Regions from separate parts of the Mus musculus genome. Here region 2 is linked to region 1. A link is a loop called in an ENCODE intact Hi-C map of the cell type or tissue named here. Cell type or tissue: heart. All regions are shown on one strand. Each heading gives the region's core, and the rest is flanking DNA. Links, peaks and the distances in the headings are about the cores only.

Region 1 (8,970 bases), core at 412-8,411:
TCCGGTTAATGTTGCTGATGCTGAAAAGGTCAAATGAAGTGTCCTTGACGTGGTCACCAGCTGCCAAAGGGAACCACAGGGTCACAGTTATCACAGGCTGATGCTGAGGCTTTCCTGAATGCAGACTGGAGAGCCATAAGCCATAAGCTCACAAGGGCTTCCCCCGCGACAAGGCTCAGAGACTTTCTGTGCGTCTTTCTCTCCCACCCTAGCTGAGCCTGAGCCGGCTACCCACTATCATGGAGGCTGGCTTTCTCCAGGACTACAGTGCAGCAGGTGTTCTGGGCCTTCCCAGAACCCAGAACATGGCTTCATCCATAAACAACATCTCACTGGAGGCCCTGAATTCCAGCCCCTGAGCCCTGCTGTTCTTTGTCCCAGATTTGGGCAAAGCACAGCCTCCCCTCCATCTTGGGACTGGGGAAGAGGGAGGCTGGAAGGGGGACCTTTGACTTTATCGCCATCCACTAAGTCCTATGTTGCATTCTGAGGATGATATTCTTTCTCAAACATCTTCTCATTTCTATAGAAAGACTGCCAATAAATAGTAAATACTGTGCACTATGAACCAGTATTTGAGACAACAATGGACCTCACCCTATCAGTAACTCTTTGAAGTCACCATTCAGCTGCCAATGAGAAAATCATCAGATCTCATCAAAACTAAACAACAATTCAAAATAAGACTAGAATGATAAAACACAGCACAGCTTCTCATCATGCACTGACAACCGAAAACACAGAATAAACTGCTGTGTATAGAGGCATAAATGTTGTCGTTTTTATAAAGGTATTGACAGTGACACAATTAAAATAATTAGACTCTGTGACTATTGTTACTAAATATGGAGGTCCAAGTTTTATGAATTATTTTATAAATTATACTAATATACCAAGGACAAGCTGTGTGAAGTAAGTATCTCACTACTAGATGCAGTGCATTGGTCTCAATTCCTAGTTTCCAAAAGACAATCTCTCTGTGCTATACAGACTCAGAAATCTTTGATTTTTTTTTTATTTATTTACAAGCATGTTTAAAAAGCTTCATATGCAAAATACGACTACAACCACTTGCTGGTCTCTCGTCTGCAGCTAATTCACCATTGCACACAGAAACAAGAAGATATATCCATACTCACCAGAAGCTCTTGGCCCTATGCCCAGAGCCAGCAGGGCCAGTGCCCAGAGCATCTTGTCTCCACCTGTGACACTTAGGAGAAAACCAACCTCGTGGTTGAAGAGTGCACAGCTACAGCCTGAGTGTCACCAGGAAGTTTCTTCACGTGACCTTTGAAAAACAGATTTCACACAAAATCAAAAGCAAATATAACTGTGGGAAGCAAAACTCTAGATAATATACTTTCTTTCCAACCAGATTCTTCCAACTGCTACTAGCATTTATCCCACCACTTCTCCCTGGCATGGAGGTGAGGGGGTCCTGAGGCCTCTTGCTGTACTAACACCATAACAACCCGGGGTTCCTGTGAGTGTGAGTGTGCCTGCTCTTTGGAGGAGCCAGTGGAAGATATGCCAGAGCATTGTTTCCCTGGGGACTCTGCTATAGCTCAGTTGCAAGACTTAAGTCCAGGAGACCTGAACCCAGGCAAATATCCTGGCTGATAAGACTCTGGAAAGGCTTCTTTGTAAATGTCCAGGAAAACCAGTTATGCATAGCTTCATTACAGGCAATCAATACTAACTACATTTCGAAGTTTGGAATAAACTCGGTGCATTTTTCTCAGGACAAGCAGAAACTTTCCCTCAGCGAGGGCTTTAGCCTACTTTTCTGTTCTCCTGCAGGCCTGTGTTTCCATTTGCAGGGATTCTAAGTTGGCTCAGCAGACCCTGGATCAGAAGTCGGAGGCCTGGCCTGAAGCCTGGTTCCTCTGCTCCTCTGTTAACTCCTTAAGGGCTTGCTTCCCCATGCTCAGCTCTCAGCTCCCCCTCCAACAGGCCAGGTTCTGTTCCATGTCATTCCCTGCTCCGTGGAAACTGATCCGTGCACTGTAGTCCCTCATCTCTGTAAAGATGGCTACAATGGGATAACTTCTCATTGAGAAGGACATCTCAGCAGTTCCCCTCTCCAGAATATTTTTGCTAAGCTGGAAACAATGCCCTCCACCAAGGGACAGTTTTCTCCCCAGAGGGAGACAATGGGGCAAGAACTTGGTCTTGCCCCATGAGCAGTGCTTATGGACTGAGCGCTAGGTACATTTCAGGAGGCAGCCAAATACACCATGTCACCTGAGTGCTAACACCAGCTTTTCTAACCAGGTGGAAAGAGGGCAATCTTTTCACCCTCCCACTAAGTTGCTTTGTCCATGGCTTGAAAAACCTGACTCTTAAAGTATCAACTTCTCTAGATGCTAGAGAAAGACCCTATGCAAATAAATATCTCCAGAGCTCTTTGAGGCACAGCAAACACTCAGGATGTGGAACTGTGGCTGGGAGGACTCCCAATGTCAGTTCTTGAGGTGACATTTTTCTGAGGATTCAAGTATAAAGTAGACCTTGTCAGGTACTTTAGAGAATCTTCAGAGTCCACATCTGAAGACTCCAGCTTGCCCTATCCCTGAGTCCCTAGTGCAGGTGTTTGCCACAGGGCAGCTGCCCCTGAACTCCATCCCCAACTTTCTCCTTATTCTATGGACAAATGCTGTCTCTGCAAAGACAAGTTCCATCTTAAAATGACATTTTACAGCTCAGGCATACAAACACAAACAGAGTCCATTAAACTGTGTTTCGGTAAAACCAAGCTCAATCAAGAGTGTCACAAGTAATCAACGGTCATTAACAGCATCCCATCTAATCTTGCTGCCTTCCCCACATGGAAAAGGGACCAAGAAGTGAATAGTATTTGGTCCTGGATCAAGCCTCCTGGGGCCAATGCAATTGCATCCAAGCTCCATGGGTCACACACACACACACACACACACACACACACACACACACAGACTCTTCCCCATCCACAAGTCCTCACTGCAGGTTATGAGTAGACTTTCAAAGGTTTTCTGCAACAGGCTATTATCACTTTTATAGGTCTTACACAAGTTCACCCCACAGGAACAATCGAAGTGAAAGTGTGTTTGCTGGGTGTCTCTAAACATCTTCAACTCCTACTGTTTTGCCCCCCTCCCCGCCCTCCTCCTTCAGCACCAGATCACTTTCTTTTGACTGCCCCAGGCTACCAGCTCTTTTGTATGCAAATTAGCCAAGCTGCAACCCAAACACAGTCCCCTCAGGGTTCTCCCCGCCCTGTACATTATAATTATAATGACAGCAACACTTGTTCAGCTCTTACTAATGTTTAGAATCAGATCCCTATAATCCCGTTGGTTATTTTTTACATTTTCAAGAGATCTCTTGACATTCCTTTCTCTGCTTTCTCTTCCATAGCAAACTTTGGTAGAGAAACTTTCTTATTTTTAAGTAGAAAATGTCAGTTCCCCCTCCCTGAACCCCAGCATCCTTGGAATGAAGCCAACAAGCCCCTTGTTGCTTCACAGGGTTCCTGCTATGAGAGACCACGAAAGACACTCCCCACATCCCCAACCCCTGCCACCCCGGGGACAAAGACAGCAGTGAATGTTCTTGGCAGGTCAATAAGTTTGCAGAGCAAGGACGGTGAGGACGCCACTGGGCTAAGTGTCAGAGGACACAGCTGGACTTCCCCTTTAGACCCCTGGAAACCGTAGCCTTTTCTGAAAGATCACAGCCAGTGAAATGTCTTAGAAATAAAAAGGTACCTGGTGTGTTTGCAAGTGAATGGTGACCGACGCCAGTACTCTGTCTGTCCTGAGGGGGACTAGCTGCGGCAGGAGAGGAGAGGCCTGGCCAGGGAGGCTGCAGACATCGGACTGGCTCTCTCTGCCTCCCGGCAGTGACCGGCTCCTTTATACGCCCTTTCCCCAGGAGGCCTGTCAATCAGACACATGCGGAGGCACGTTTAATTCATTCTTTCGAAGGAGTGTCATAATTCGTCCTCTGGTCTCGCCATTTGCTCAGAGTACCTGGTTACCCAGTCCAAATCCAGCCCCTCAGAGCTAACGCCCCTCCTACAGGTCCACCCAGGCTTTCCAGACAGGGGCCCGGGGAGGAGTCAGACAAGAGGGGCAGGCCAGGACTCACTTTTCCTGTCTTCTCTCAGGAAATAAAATGCTATAAATAAAACCAGCAAGATTGGCTGGGACTCCCCATTTTGCTGAGGAGAAAAAAAAATGCCAATTCTATGCTTTAAATGTGTTTCGAATTACCCAGTGTGATACTGGCCTTTCTAAAACAAGTGAGTAACAGTCAAAACTACAGGACAGACAGTAAGTTTACCACACTGCCGGGAAGTTATTATAGTCAAAGAATTAATTTTTTTTAATGAATTTACCACAAAAGAGAGCCCACCCATTGTATCTCTGACCCGCTTCTCAGGAGAAAAGATTTTAATTTGAACTCACTTCATCTGCTCAGTCGAGACCTGCAATTCTCTGTGACCCTGGCTCCCTGAAAAAGCCCAGTCCTCACCCCAGTCTTGTTGGGACAACTTTGCCAAGTGTGGGAATCCTGCAGTGAGAGGCAGTCCTCGTGGTTATCAAGATAGGGTGGGGGCAGCTTAGAAACTCAGTGAGAATCAGAGGGCCAGACCTAAGTCCATGGGGGTTAAAGCCAGTGCCAGGGTGCATGGTAGCTGGATGGGATGGGGCTCATCACACAAGGAAAGCAGTCAACAGGAAAGACTTGGTCAGGCGGTGATGCACCAGAGCCCAAAGAAGATGGTAGATTTGTGGCATCTCCCACAACCTCCTCTTGGGCTTCATTCTTCATAGACGACACTCAAAGCTTTCTGGACATTTATCTGGTTGACACCTGATAATAAATAAGTCAGGGCTTACTTCAAGAAAAGGAAAGATAAATTAAATAGAGAAAGTACTTAGCCACTTTCTGTTCTAGGTGGGAGACTTAACTGAAGGACCCTGCCATTGTGTTGGATCCTCTTAGATTGGAACCAAAGTGGACAGGGAAGACACCAGGACAAGGCACAACCCCCCCCCCCCCCCCCCCGCTGATCTCCAATCCTTGTGTTTCTGTTGAGGTGAAGGAACCTTTGAACCTACATGGTGGAAGGGGAAAACTCACCTGTAAAATTGTCCTCTGATTCACATGCTGTGACACAAGTGCACATATACCCAAACACATACACGTACCTCCATACGCAGATCAGCCAAATATAATACAATTTTAAAATAAGTATTATTTTCTAATTTACAAAAACAAAAGATTAGCCTCTAACAGTACATTTTTTGAAGGAAGATGCATTGCTTTGAGTCACCAAATTAATGGCAAAAACCTTCATTTTTAACTAAAATAATTAGACTCAAATTTATATTTGGATTCAAAGCCTGAAGGGAGACGTGACCAGGCTCCCTGAAGAGTTTTCAGTGCCTAGCCGCCCCTCTGCTACTTACAGTGGGACCCTTTATGGCAGAGATTCCAGGGTAGAGCAGAGGGCATAGGGTACAGGATGGGCATACTCTGCAGCCTGTAGGGCTCCCTGCTGCTAGTAAAGTGTAGAAAGACTTCACCTCTGAAATATCACACACACACACACACACACACACACACACAGACACACAGACAAATCAAGAGAGTTTGATGGAAGAGCTGACAGTACATGATATGCAATGAGTCTTGGGAAGTCCAGGAACACACCAGGCAGGGACATACGCATAGTAGGGTCAGTGTTGAAATGGGCTCCTAAGGTAGTGGCTGCTGAGAGCTATGGGTAAGTCCAGCCATGACCACAGGACTATCCCAGGAGGGAAATCATGGAGCTGGTGTCATTGACCCTCATGTCCATTCTATAGCATAAAGGGGACTGACTCTCCAAGCCACCTTACTCAGTGCCCTTGGAAGGGGTATGATGTAGCAATGGGGCCAGTAAAAAGATAATAGAGAAGCTGGGGTTATCCAAGTAACATGTGAGGAAGGCACAAGACACAGAGAGGGGTAGAGAGAGGAAGGTCTGAGGGAGTGTGTCTATGGGACTCTGTGGATGTTAATTTGCTGGACCAGAGTCTTCATATAGGAGAACACTAAGATGAAGTCGTGTCAAAGGAAGTCTGTTCCCACCAACTGCTTCTGCCCTCATTAGAATAGAAGAGTGTCAACCCAATGACAGGAGTGATAGTGATCAGAGGTACTTGGCCATCCCTGGCTGGGCCGCTGTGGGAGTGCAAGACTGGAAAGCACGGTTGAATGCTGCAGTGCGGTCAGCTCTGTGCCGAGCCCTCATTAGGTCTATTCTGAGGACACACTACTGATGCTTTCTGTGGCCATTGACTGTCTGGCAGCTCTGGGCAAAGAACTGTCAGCCAAGCCAACCATTTTCTGGCAACCAGCCATACTGTCTACATAGCGGAGTTGGTGGCTTTGTACACTTTACAGTAATTCTAAGGATCCTTCAGCACTCTCAGAAGGTCAGGACATGGCTGAAGACATGCTTCAGCAATGACCACTCTGGAAAGCCCACAGTAGTAAACACTAGATAACTCTGTAGTTATTATATTCATCCAGGTCAGAGGAAAGCACTTCCCCTGGTGACCCAACAGAAGGGCTGGGGTCGGTATAATGCCATGTTTCACTTTCAAAAAAAGTTGATCATGACTGATTAAAATGCCCTTGTCACTCACATTCCTTTCTGGTTACATAAACAGTTCACTTTTCAAGTGAACTGGAAGGCACACTTCCATGCTGCTCTTCGTACTGAAGAACTAGGCTCAATGAAAGTCTCCTTCTAAGTGATCTTGTCTTTGTCTCTTGACTTTGTCAAAAACAGAGCAGCCTGTACTGGGAACACAAAGAAGAGGTCAAAGAGAAGTAGCAACAGTGGCATCAGAACCAACGATGGGACACATAGCAGCAAGAAGGAAACTCAGAGAGTTCCAGAGAGTGTCAGAAGAGTGAATATAAACAAGATTGTAAGAGAACATGGAGCCTCGTTCCTGGGAGTGTTCCGGAGAGCTGCCAAGGGTCCTGACATGCAAGGCTCAAAAACTGCGACACTTATGGCCATTAGGAGCCATAGATCATGCATGACTGAGAAGGCTTGAGAGCCGCAATATTAGGTGGTTCAGACGGATTCTTCTATAGCAGCTGCCAAGAACCAAAGATAACTCCAGTTTACCAGTGCCAGGATTCTGACAACTGAAGCCCAAGGCAGTAAGACTTCAGCCTGAGTCTGCAGAGCTACATGTCTCCCACCCTAGCACCAGACACATGAGCTTCTGGGTCTCAAAACTATAAACCTCAGACTGTAAAGTCTGCTGTCATTGATGCTCACACTCTTTGGTATTCGTGAGCCCGGGTCTGCCAGCACTGAACAAGCAAGTCCACTACTCATAACTTTCCTCTGTGTTTAGCTCAGGGACTCAGCCAGCTGACTGTAACCAGAATACATACAATAAAGCAGGTGGATCCTAGAGTAGCGTTTATTCAGTTTGAGTATCATCAAGGACTTCTAGGAACACTAAGGACATAGGAGACAGGAATGGTCCCCAGGCACTAGAGCCTGGTCTATTCGCGTCATGAATTCAGACTTTTGGCCCCCAGAACTGTGGGACAATTTTTTTCCTTTAACCCTCACCTGTCAGACACACTGCTTAACAGACATCTCACTTGGCAGAAACACTGCTGGACAGAAACCTGTCATGAGGAACATACAGCCTCATAGATACCGTGCCTCAAGCTCAGTACTACAGATATCATTTAAAAACTACCCTATAATACTATGCAAGCAGCATAATGGGAATTCCCATTATGTCCCACAGAGGACAAGTCCTACTGATCTACTGCATCTTAGTTCAGCTCAGACGGAAAACCAGGGTAGCCAGTGATGCTGGCCTAATGGCAGGGGGAGGAGGGAAGAGAACAGGGTAGTGAGTGTGGAGAAGTTGGAGGAGAGACTAGAGCACCCCACACAATCCTGCTGGAAACACTTCCTAAAAGCAGGATAAAAGCTTATTATACCAATGCAAGTCAGATAGGGGGCGTTGGTGATGAAGCAAGAGGTCCTGAGAGGATGAGCTGTTCTAATCATATAAACTCTGCCCCAGAGCTGGAGGTCAGTGTGATCTCCACAGGCAACACATTCTGTCAGATCAATGCTTTCAGAACATAGGCATCAGACGCCCACGTGTGGCTGGACTGTGATCCACAGAAGGGAAAGTTCAAGTTCATCTCTTGAAAGCAGTGGGGATAGTGTGGACAGGATAATGGATCAGATGGGCATACACCCCTCCAGATCCCGAGACTGTGCAGAACAAGAGACAGGCCTAACGAGTGATCAGCTGAGTTCAATTCTGAGCTGAATGTCCGTGTGGCACAGGAACATACTTGTAAGGGATGGATAAATTAGTCTCCTTTATACCTAAGGTTCACAGTACTTAAAGGAGTTGGACAGCCCAGCTCAGCAGTCTTGGAGGTCTTGGAGGCCTTCACTTGGGAGGAGATTTCTTCCACACAACCAGTGTTGCCCAGGATCTAATAACCAGAATCTAAGAAGAGGCTGCAGCTGCTGTGGGCAGAAGGAACAGAAGTTCAAAATTGAGAATCCGGGTCCTAGTTTCCTGGCCTTTGTGCTCATGGTCACGTTTCTGGAGAGCCACTCTGAATCGACAGAGCAAATGAGAGTAAGGTCAAATAGACTTGGAGTGGTAGGATTATGTTTGACCAGTGGTGATAGGACTCTGGAAGGGTATGTAGATATCCAGAGTGTGGCCTGAGGGCCCCTCACCCACTTACCCACTGGTGCAGGGGGCACTTATGAAGCCTGGGTGCAGAGATTGAGTGCCATAGTGAGAAGGGACAGAATATTTGTATGTTGAGGCTTTTGTGGGCTGGGCTCCTCCTTCTATTACATCTCTGCAGGTGGCACCAGCTGATGCTTCATGCCATCTTCTGGAGTGTGTACAATCCTGCTTT
Region 2 (8,970 bases), core at 330-8,329, 150 kb before region 1:
TAGGGGTTCTGGGACTGTTTAGATGGTTTATCTGATCCTGATTTAACTTTGGTATTTGGTATCTGTCTAGAAAATTGTCCATTTCATGCAGATTTTTCAGTTGTGTTGAGTATAGGCTTTTGTAGTAGGATCTGATGATTTTAAAAAATTTCCTCAGTTTCTGTTGTTATCTCTCCCTTTTCATTTCTGATATTGTTAATTTGAATGCTGTCTCTGTGCCCTCTGGTTAGTCTAGTTAGAGGTTTATCTGACTTGTTGATTTTCTCCAAGAACCAGCTCCTGCTTTTGTTGATTTTTTTTTTTTTGGTATAGTTCTTTTTGTTTCTACTTGGTTGTTTTCAGCCCTGAGTTTGATTATTTCCTGCTTTCTACTCCTCTTGGGTGTATTTGCTTCTTTTTGTTCTAGAGATTTCAGGTGTGCTGTCAAGCTGTTAATGTATTCTCTCTCCAGTTTCTTTTTGGAGGCACTCAGAGCCGAGTTATCCTCTTAGCACTGCTTTCATTGTGTCCCATAAGTTTGGGTATGTTGCACCTTCATTTTCATTAAATCCTAGAAAGTCTTTAATTTCTTTATTTATTTCTTCCATAGCCAAGTTTGAGTAGTGCGTTGTTCAGCGTCCACGTGTCTGTCATGTTTGACCATTTTATAGAGCCTGTGTTTTATAGAGACTGTGTTCTTCTTTAGTTTTCTTTTGCTTTAGTTATATCATAGGACAGTTTTACATCTAGTATATTGCAGGGTTAGTGGATTTCTCTGTCCTTGACTGGAAGTAATCTATTGTTTTATGATATAAAATAAGGCATGACTCATTTGCCTACTGAGGAGGGTTTTTATAGTTTAAGGATATTATTAGTAAATAGTGGTATTTTCATTTACATCCACAAACTTACATTTCAAATACATCGGTTCTTGGAGTGCAACAACTCAGTGATATGCCAGGTGTATGTATAGGATTCTAAAAATTTGAAAAATGGACATACAGAGAGGCTGCCATCTTGGCTGGTCTACCTTCATTGTCAACGTGACTGGATTTGGAATCCATCACCCAGGAGATGCACCTTGGGACATGTTTGTGAGATGTTTCCATAGAGGTTTAACTGAGGAAGGGAAACCCATGCTGGATGTAGGCAGTACCCTCCCTCCCATGAGCCGGGGTCCTGGCCGAACAACAACTGATTATAAGAGGAGCAGCGGTACCTGAGTGTGTTCCCTTCTTCCCAGCTCTGAAGCCCCAGCTGCACACACTCACTGCCTCGAACTCTACCCTTTCTTCACTGCTATGATGGATTGAGCCCGCTCAAACCATGGCCCAGATACTCTTCCCTTCTCTTACATGGCTTTCTGCTAAGTATTTGGTCACAGTGAAGAGAAGACAACTACTTCACTACCCCTCCTCATCAACACCTAGTATGGCCATACCATCACTGGTGAGGTTCCCAACAAGACCATCTATGGCCTTTATCTGATTTTCCCCGAAGCCTGGAGTTGAGTCTCTGCCAGTGATCTACAGCCCATGTAATGTGTCTGTCAAAGACCTTCCCGTGTTGGTGTTGATATTTTATTACTTTGATTGTTGAACTCAGGGGCCCTTTGTCAGATATTCTCTGTGCAAATGTTTTATCCCAATATGAGATACATTTTGATAATGTCTCATGCTTAACATTTTGAGTATTATTTTGTATATTCTTTAGAAAAATATTCTCATATAAGAAGACCATTTATCACTGCTTATTTTTCCTGTAGCCAGCACTAGTCAGTTATTACTGGCATTTGTAGAAGACTCCACCTAACAGCTGCAGAATAGATTTTTTTCCAAATTGAAATAGTCACAAGTATAGTGACTATTTATTATATAGGTGATGTTTATTCTGTGTTTAAGTAATCCTAAAGAGAGGCAAAATACTAAGGAGCATATGAAGTACGTTTCTGGCATAATGGAATTAACTGAAAATAAAAAATCTACATATTTGGAGAACATATAAATAGGTGTTATTTAAACCGTAGTTTTAAAATAGCCCAGGGACTACAAAAGTAATTTTAAAATATTTGATAAATTAAAAATATTTTAGCTAAATAGAAATTGAGTGTTTAGGGGAAATTTTAGAATGTTAAACACTTAAATTGGAAAGTTAGAAACATCTCAAATCTGTAAGATTGCAAATATTTGTGCATATATGTTAAAAAAAACATACACAAATCAAAATAGTCCCATACTTAATAGTGAACATCAAAATTTAAAAAATTTTTAAAAATGTACTAGCACTTCAAAATATTTGAAGAGCTAAGGCACATGTATAATGTGAAGTACGCAAGATTCCTAAATAAAAACCATCAAATACTGATAAGGAAAAAAATGCCTGACTCTAAAGACACAGTGTTTTAAAGATGGCAGGGTTTTATCGTCTCAAACTCTGTGAAGGGAAGGTGTCCTTAGCCAAATTCCAGCAACTCTCCTCAGACACCAACAAACTGAATCTGAAATTCAGACCAAAAAGTAAAAAACATATGGAATCCACAACAATTCTGAGAGGGACTGTAGAGTGAGGAAAATAATGTCTTGAAACGAGGAATTTAACCAGTAAAATTATAGACCTCACAAGACCAGATTTTAATGCAAAGCTACACGATGATACAGTGTGGTGTTGTCACTGTGACAGGAACCATATGGTGTTGTCATGGAGACAAATACACTGTGATGTTCTCCTGATGATTGATGCAGTGTGGTGTTGCCATAGCAATAGGCAAATCAATAGGAAATGGTAGTATTCCAAACACAGAATCACATCTAGGTACAGAAAAGTGATTTTTACCAAAGGTGCATAGTCATTATAGTAAAGAAAAAGTATTTTCAGACAATGATGCTGGAGCAAGTGCATATTCATATGCCAAAAAAATAAAAAACAAGTCTATACCATGCACCATATGCAACGATTAATCCATATGTTATAGACCTGCCTGTGAAATGAGAAACTTTAAGCCTTCTACTAAAAACGTGAATCACAGCTGTGTAGACAGAATGAGGTATGTTACCAGATTCAGCAGGAAACTTATGATTCATGAAAGATGAAAATAATAAATTTGAGTTTAATAAAGCCAGAGACTTTGCATCACAGAAGATGCAGCTGGGAGAGTGCAAAGCTGAATACCGGACAAGGACAATCTGCAAATCCTGCATCACTGGATAGTGAAGTGGGTTTCTGAAGATTTCTACCCTTTACCTTCTTGCCTCTCTATGAGTGTTGTTACAACTCAATTAAAATAAAACTGTGCCTAGGGCTGTAGCTCAGTGCAAGAGCCCTTGGCTTGTGCACTGGAGATCCCTGCCTGCAACCCTCATTATAGTCAGGAAATAAAAGCAGAGAAGAAGCCATTGACAACACTTTATAGAGCTGTGGAGGTGGCTCAGGCGATATAGTGCTTTCTACATGACCCCGAGAACTGGAATTTAAATGCTCATGCCCAGAACTCATGTAAAGCCTGGTATAGTAGCACACATCCATAATTCTCATGCTCTTAGACCAGATTACGGTGGAGACAGGAGAATTCCTGGAAACTTACAAGGGAGCTGGTTGGCTGGAATTAATGGCAAACAAGAAGAGATACTGTCTCAGATAAGGTGGAAGTCAAAGATGGACTCTGATTTTCAAAAGTGTGCTGTGGAATGCACATGCATACAGTCCACAAACACAGAACTATGGTGAATTGCCATTCCATTATCACATGTGAAAGAATCCTGATCCCATAGGTGATACACACATTTTCCCACTGGAGAATGTTGGCACAATGACAGGATAGATTGATTCTCAGGGGCTCAGCCAAATGCTAAGAGCCTGTGTGCTTGCTGGAGCAGTGTGTGCTGTCTGCAAAAAAAAAAAAAAAAAAATTTTAACACCCAGAAATTCGTATACCTAAAGATGGATTGCAGAGGATAATGAGCATATCTAACGAACCGGCAATGACAAAACTCACATTTTAATCCAGAATCAGGAATCAGGAACTGGGACTCTGCAGCAAATTATGCAAGAGTGACCAGAGGGACTGCTAGGCTGGCCACTTGGTGGCGCCAGAGGGCCTCATACGAAACCCCACAGATCCGTTTTAGGTGAGGTCACTAATCACCTCGGAGCCAACCCCTCCACCCAGCGTGGGTGAGGAACTTCTGTATTCGGTATGGTTGTCGCACGAGATGAAGCAGGTTCATAACTCAGCTGTGACTCACTAGGAGAAATGAAGAAACGGGGACACTGGCCGATCCTCACCCTAACCTCAGAGTTCCCTTCTGGGCTTCTGCGTAATGAATTCTGACTGTCCTGGCCATTGTTCCACATTTCCCAGAATTGATTAGAACCTTTACTGGTCCACGACTTGAATGGCTAAGAAGGAAAATATGCAAACAAACATAATCACGCGGGTTTCAATGGGTGGGGACAAGCAGATGGCCCCAGCTCTGCTGGAGAGCTCTAGAAAATTTGGCTCCTACCCAGATACCCATTCAGTTCCTTGTTATGAAGACAGCCTGAGCTCCCTCGTGCCCGGCTCAGCCAGCATTTACTGTGCTTGGCAATGATCAAGGTGTGTGTCATCCTCAGAGTCTGCTTTCTGTGGCTGTACACTTCACTATCATGCAAGATCTTTATTTTCCCAATATCCAACCTTTCCTGACTCTGGAAGATCTACAGTCTTTAAAAGTTCTTGAGTGACAACTGGTCCTGGAGCTAGTAGGTACAAGCTGCCCCTTCTCTATTTCCGTTTTTCAGTATGCTTGTTATTGATATATAGAAAGGTTACTGTATTTGTGTTTGCATTAATTTTTGTCTTGCCACGTTGATGCACGTGTTTATAAGCTTTAAGGCAATTTTCTGTTTCATCTTTAGAATCGTGTGTGTGTGTGTGTGTGTGTGTGTGCGTGTGTGTGTGTGTGTGTGTGTGTGTGTGTGTTTGGTTTTGACATTAGGGAATCATGATCTCCTCCAAAGAGTTTGGCAGCATTCTTTCCCTTTCTATTTTGTTGGTATTTGTCATTCTTCAAAGATCTGCTAGAATTCGCTGATGAATACACTGGGTTCTTTTTAGTTGGGAGACATATTTATTATTATTATTATTATTATTATTATTATTATTATTAATTTCTGCTGCTGCTTCAATCATGTTGGTCTGTTTGGATCATTTATTTCTTTGTACTTTAACTTTCATAGGTCATATGAATCTAGAAAACTGTCTGTTCATTTCAGATTTTCCATGGCATGCCCTATATTTCTCTTTTCATCTCTAATTTTCTTGGTTTGGATCCTATCTTTTTCATTTGGTTAATAGCTAAGGGTTTGCCAGTCCTTTCCTCTCAGGACTTCTTTTATTGACACATAATTTTTGGAATGCTGAGTTTTCACTTTCATTCTATTCTAGGAACCTTTCTGCTTCCTCCTTGATTTCTTCGTGGCCTGGCTGTCATCCACAGTGGTTAGCTTCCATGTATTTGTGTGCTTCCAGTAGTCTCCCTTGCTGTGGCTACCCAGCCTTTTTATTTTGCTGTGATCAGATAGAATGCAGAAAGTGCTTTCAAATTTTATGTCCTAGCACGTAATCCATTTCTCAGAAAGCACCACAGGGATGTCTGTATGTTTTATAATGCCATTTAACTCTTTTTGTTTTGTCCAGATGACTTATTGAGAGTAGGGAGTTGAGGTCACTCACAATTACTTTATTGGGGTTAATCTGTGACTATACACTTAGCATTTGTTCTGACAAGCTGGAAGCTTTTCCACTGGGTGTGTATGTGTCTTAAACTATAAAATCTTGTGATGGATTTCCCATTAGTAAGTATGAAATGAACGTCCTTATCTCCCTCACTAGATTAGATCTGAAGTCTATTTCAACAGATGTTAACACAGAGACCCTGGCTTGTTTCCTAGTCTTGTCTATTGGCGGTAGAGCTCTCTATTCTTTACCCAAGTCTGTGTCTTTGCTAGTGAGGTGTGTTTCTCATGGGCAGCATAAAGATGGATCCTGATTTTTAATCCAAGCTTGTGATTTCTTTTAAGAGGGAAATGGAGACTATTAATATTCAAAGTTGTTATTAAGAGATGTGCATTAATTTCTGTCGTGCTGTTGCTTTGTGGTGGTTTTCTCTAGACTCCTTTAGCAGATTTATCCTGGCGTTAACTTTCTTCTGTGGCCTCTTGGGCATATTCATCCTTTTCAGTGTAAAGTGTCCTTTGTAAAGCTGGCTTAGTTGTTATAAATCCCTTTTGCTTGTTTTTATTATGGAAGGCTTTTCTTTTCAATTACGATAGATAGTGTTGCTGGGTATAAGTCTGATTCTCAGAAACACTCGCCAGTTTTATGGGGCAATGATGTTGTAACTTTAAAAGGATAAAAAGTGCCACTTTCTCCCCATCTCACCCTGGGGCAAGTCTAGGAGTCCAGCTGGACAGCATCGTGTTCTCTAGGAAATGCTTTCTCTTTAGGTAATAGGACACTGTGTCTTCAGACCTGTCCATACTGTGTAATGCTCCAAATATAATAGGTACTCTGTCTTCTCAAATTCTTTTCTCCCTCTCCCTCCCCTCCTCTCTCTCTCCCTCTCCCTCCCCCTCTCCCTCCCCTCCTCTCCCTCCCCCTCTCCTCCCTCTGTGTGTATTTACTGAGAGCATTAACAGTGCCTTCTTGGAGCTTTTTAGCACTCACTACTCCATGGCACACCCTAACTTATTTGTGCCCTGGCCCTGTGACCAGACTCACCCCCACTTATGCTCCACAGCTGTCCTCTCATTTCCCATAGTTCCTTGAAGCTCTTTCTGACGTTCTCCCTAGGCCCTGTAACCACCACTCTACTTGAATCCCAAATCCCATCAAAGCAACTTCTGTAGACACCACATATGAGTCGGATCAGGACTCACCTGCCTGGGCATGGCACTTCACCTAACGCAATGGCTCCTAGCTCCAGTCATGGAATCTCAGATAAGAAGATTAAAACTCCAAAACATGTGTTAGAAACAAAAAAAAAAAGAGGCATAATGGGATGTATGCAGCATGAAGGCAAAAGGAAGGAATACTTGTGGGGAAAAAGTAGACTAGCAAAGGGGACTAGGAGGACAAGGAGAGGGAGGGGTTAAACTGAACACGTATAATGTCACATAAGAAAATGTCATAATGAAACCCAATACTCTTCCTGCCACCACCATAAACCATCAGTTTAAAAAATAATATGTGGCTATATCACCAAACAAAAGCTTCCTTAAAAAATAAATTCAAGCCTTAGGGCATGAAGACAGCATACAAAAAGCCTTTTATCTCTGGACTGGAGTTAGCTCAGCAGTTAAGACGCAGTACGACTACAAAGGACAGGAGCTAAGTTCCCAGCACTCAGGCAGCAGCTGTAACTCCAGGTCCGGGGAATCTGGTGCCTTCAGGCCTTTTCAGGAATTTGTATTCATGTGCACATAGCCACACTTACACACACACACACACACACACACACAATTGCAAAAAAAAAAAAATCTTCTCTCTCTGTTGATATTGACCTATCCGAGAAAAGGAACCAGAGAAGAATCCCACTTAGAATAGATTCAGAAAGCCCCACCCAGGAAGAAGTCTAAACCAAGAGGTAAAAATTCTCTATAATTAAAACTTTAAACACTGATTAAAGAATGTGAAGCACACACACACACACACACACACACACACACACACACACACTGCAGAAAGCGTTCTATGTTCACTAATGGGAAGAATCAATGATACTCAAATGTCTCTGCTACTCAAAACAATTATAGATTCAGTGCTTCTTCTTCCAGTAGGATAGTCACCACAGAGCAGCACAAAGAAGCCTGTATTCATAGTCAGATGAACACACACCAGGGAAGAAAAGCCAGGACGACATAAGCAAAGCAGGGAATATCATGTCACCCGAATTCAAAGTAATCTATAGAGCTACTTGTGTTTGTGTGTTGTGTGAGTGTGTGTGTTTGTATATGTGTGTGTGTGACTATGTGTATGTTGTGTGTGTTTGTGGGTGTGTGTATGTATATAAATGTACATGTATATGAGTGTGTGTATGTATGTATGTGTGTATATATAATTATGTGTGAGTATGTATATGTATATGAGTATATTATGAGTATGTATGTGTGTGTGTTGTGAATGTGCAGGCCAGAGATCTACATCTCTATTGCTCTCCACCTTGTTCTTTGAGACAGGGTCTCTTCATTGACCTGAGTTTTATGATTTGACTAGATTAGCTAGTCAGTAAGCTATAGGGCCCCACTCATCTCTGACCCAGCCCGGTGTTGTCCCATGCAGATGTGATGTGGGCTCTGAGGAGTCAGGCTCAGGTGCCTGCGCTTGAGCAGCGTCTCACACACAGCTTTCGGTAGTTTGAGGAACCAGGATTTATAACTTTTAAAGACTTGGTAAAAACTGAAAGCAAATTCAGAAGATTCACACAAATTATATAAATTCACATTTCTATGGAGCTGTGATACATAGACTTTCTTACCAGAGTTCACTAAAGAATTTCCAGGATATATAAAAAATTCTAAAATTACAGCTGCCATTATATTTTAGGGGAAATTAATATTTTGGTAGTTTTATTTCAATATAATTCATATACCATACAAGCCAGTGGTTTTTAGTACAGTCTGTGTTATGCAACTGCAGGATAATTTTAGAACATTTTGTTCTAAAACAAACCCATACCTACGAACAGTCTGTCCATTTTGCCAGCCACATCCCTTCCACCCCATCCAACCCTTGGCAGCCACCATTTACTGGAGACTCTATGAGCTGGCAGAGTCTAGACATTTCATACTAAAGGAATCATGCAATGTGTGGTCTTCTTATCCTTTCAAAAAAATCTGTATTTGGTCTAGATAGGTATCTAACTGAATTTATGGAATATTTTTCTACATTAACTTTATTATAAACAAAACAAAACAAAACAAAACTTGGAGATAAAAAAAAAACCCACAGGC

Evidence for each region. Peaks named below come from ENCODE experiments on the same cell type or tissue, not always from the same donor. Only the 100,000 strongest peaks of a DNase experiment are listed, where the experiment ranks them.
Region 2: a loop joins it to region 1, with 2.4 times the contacts of the local background. A loop is called at or near these places in 2 of 42 quality-filtered maps.

What each region holds. Positions count from the first base shown.
Region 1 is chr17:14,690,224-14,699,193 of GRCm38, forward strand. It overlaps Thbs2 (thrombospondin 2), which reads right to left and starts at 4,039. Exons shown (of 22, transcript NM_011581.3): 1 at 3,747-4,039; 2 at 1,140-1,288; 3 at 1-60. The coding sequence starts at 1,191. In heart, for the core only: CTCF peaks have their summits at 3,783 and 8,184; DNase peaks (open chromatin) are centred at 1,908 and 3,978; H3K4me3 peaks cover 804 bases; H3K27ac peaks cover 301 bases; H3K27me3 peaks cover 958 bases.
Region 2 is chr17:14,541,861-14,550,830 of GRCm38, forward strand. No RefSeq gene overlaps it. Among named protein-coding and RNA genes, the nearest start is that of Gm34916, 24 kb to the left of the region's middle. In heart, for the core only: a CTCF peak has its summit at 4,053 (motif pointing right); a DNase peak (open chromatin) is centred at 4,141.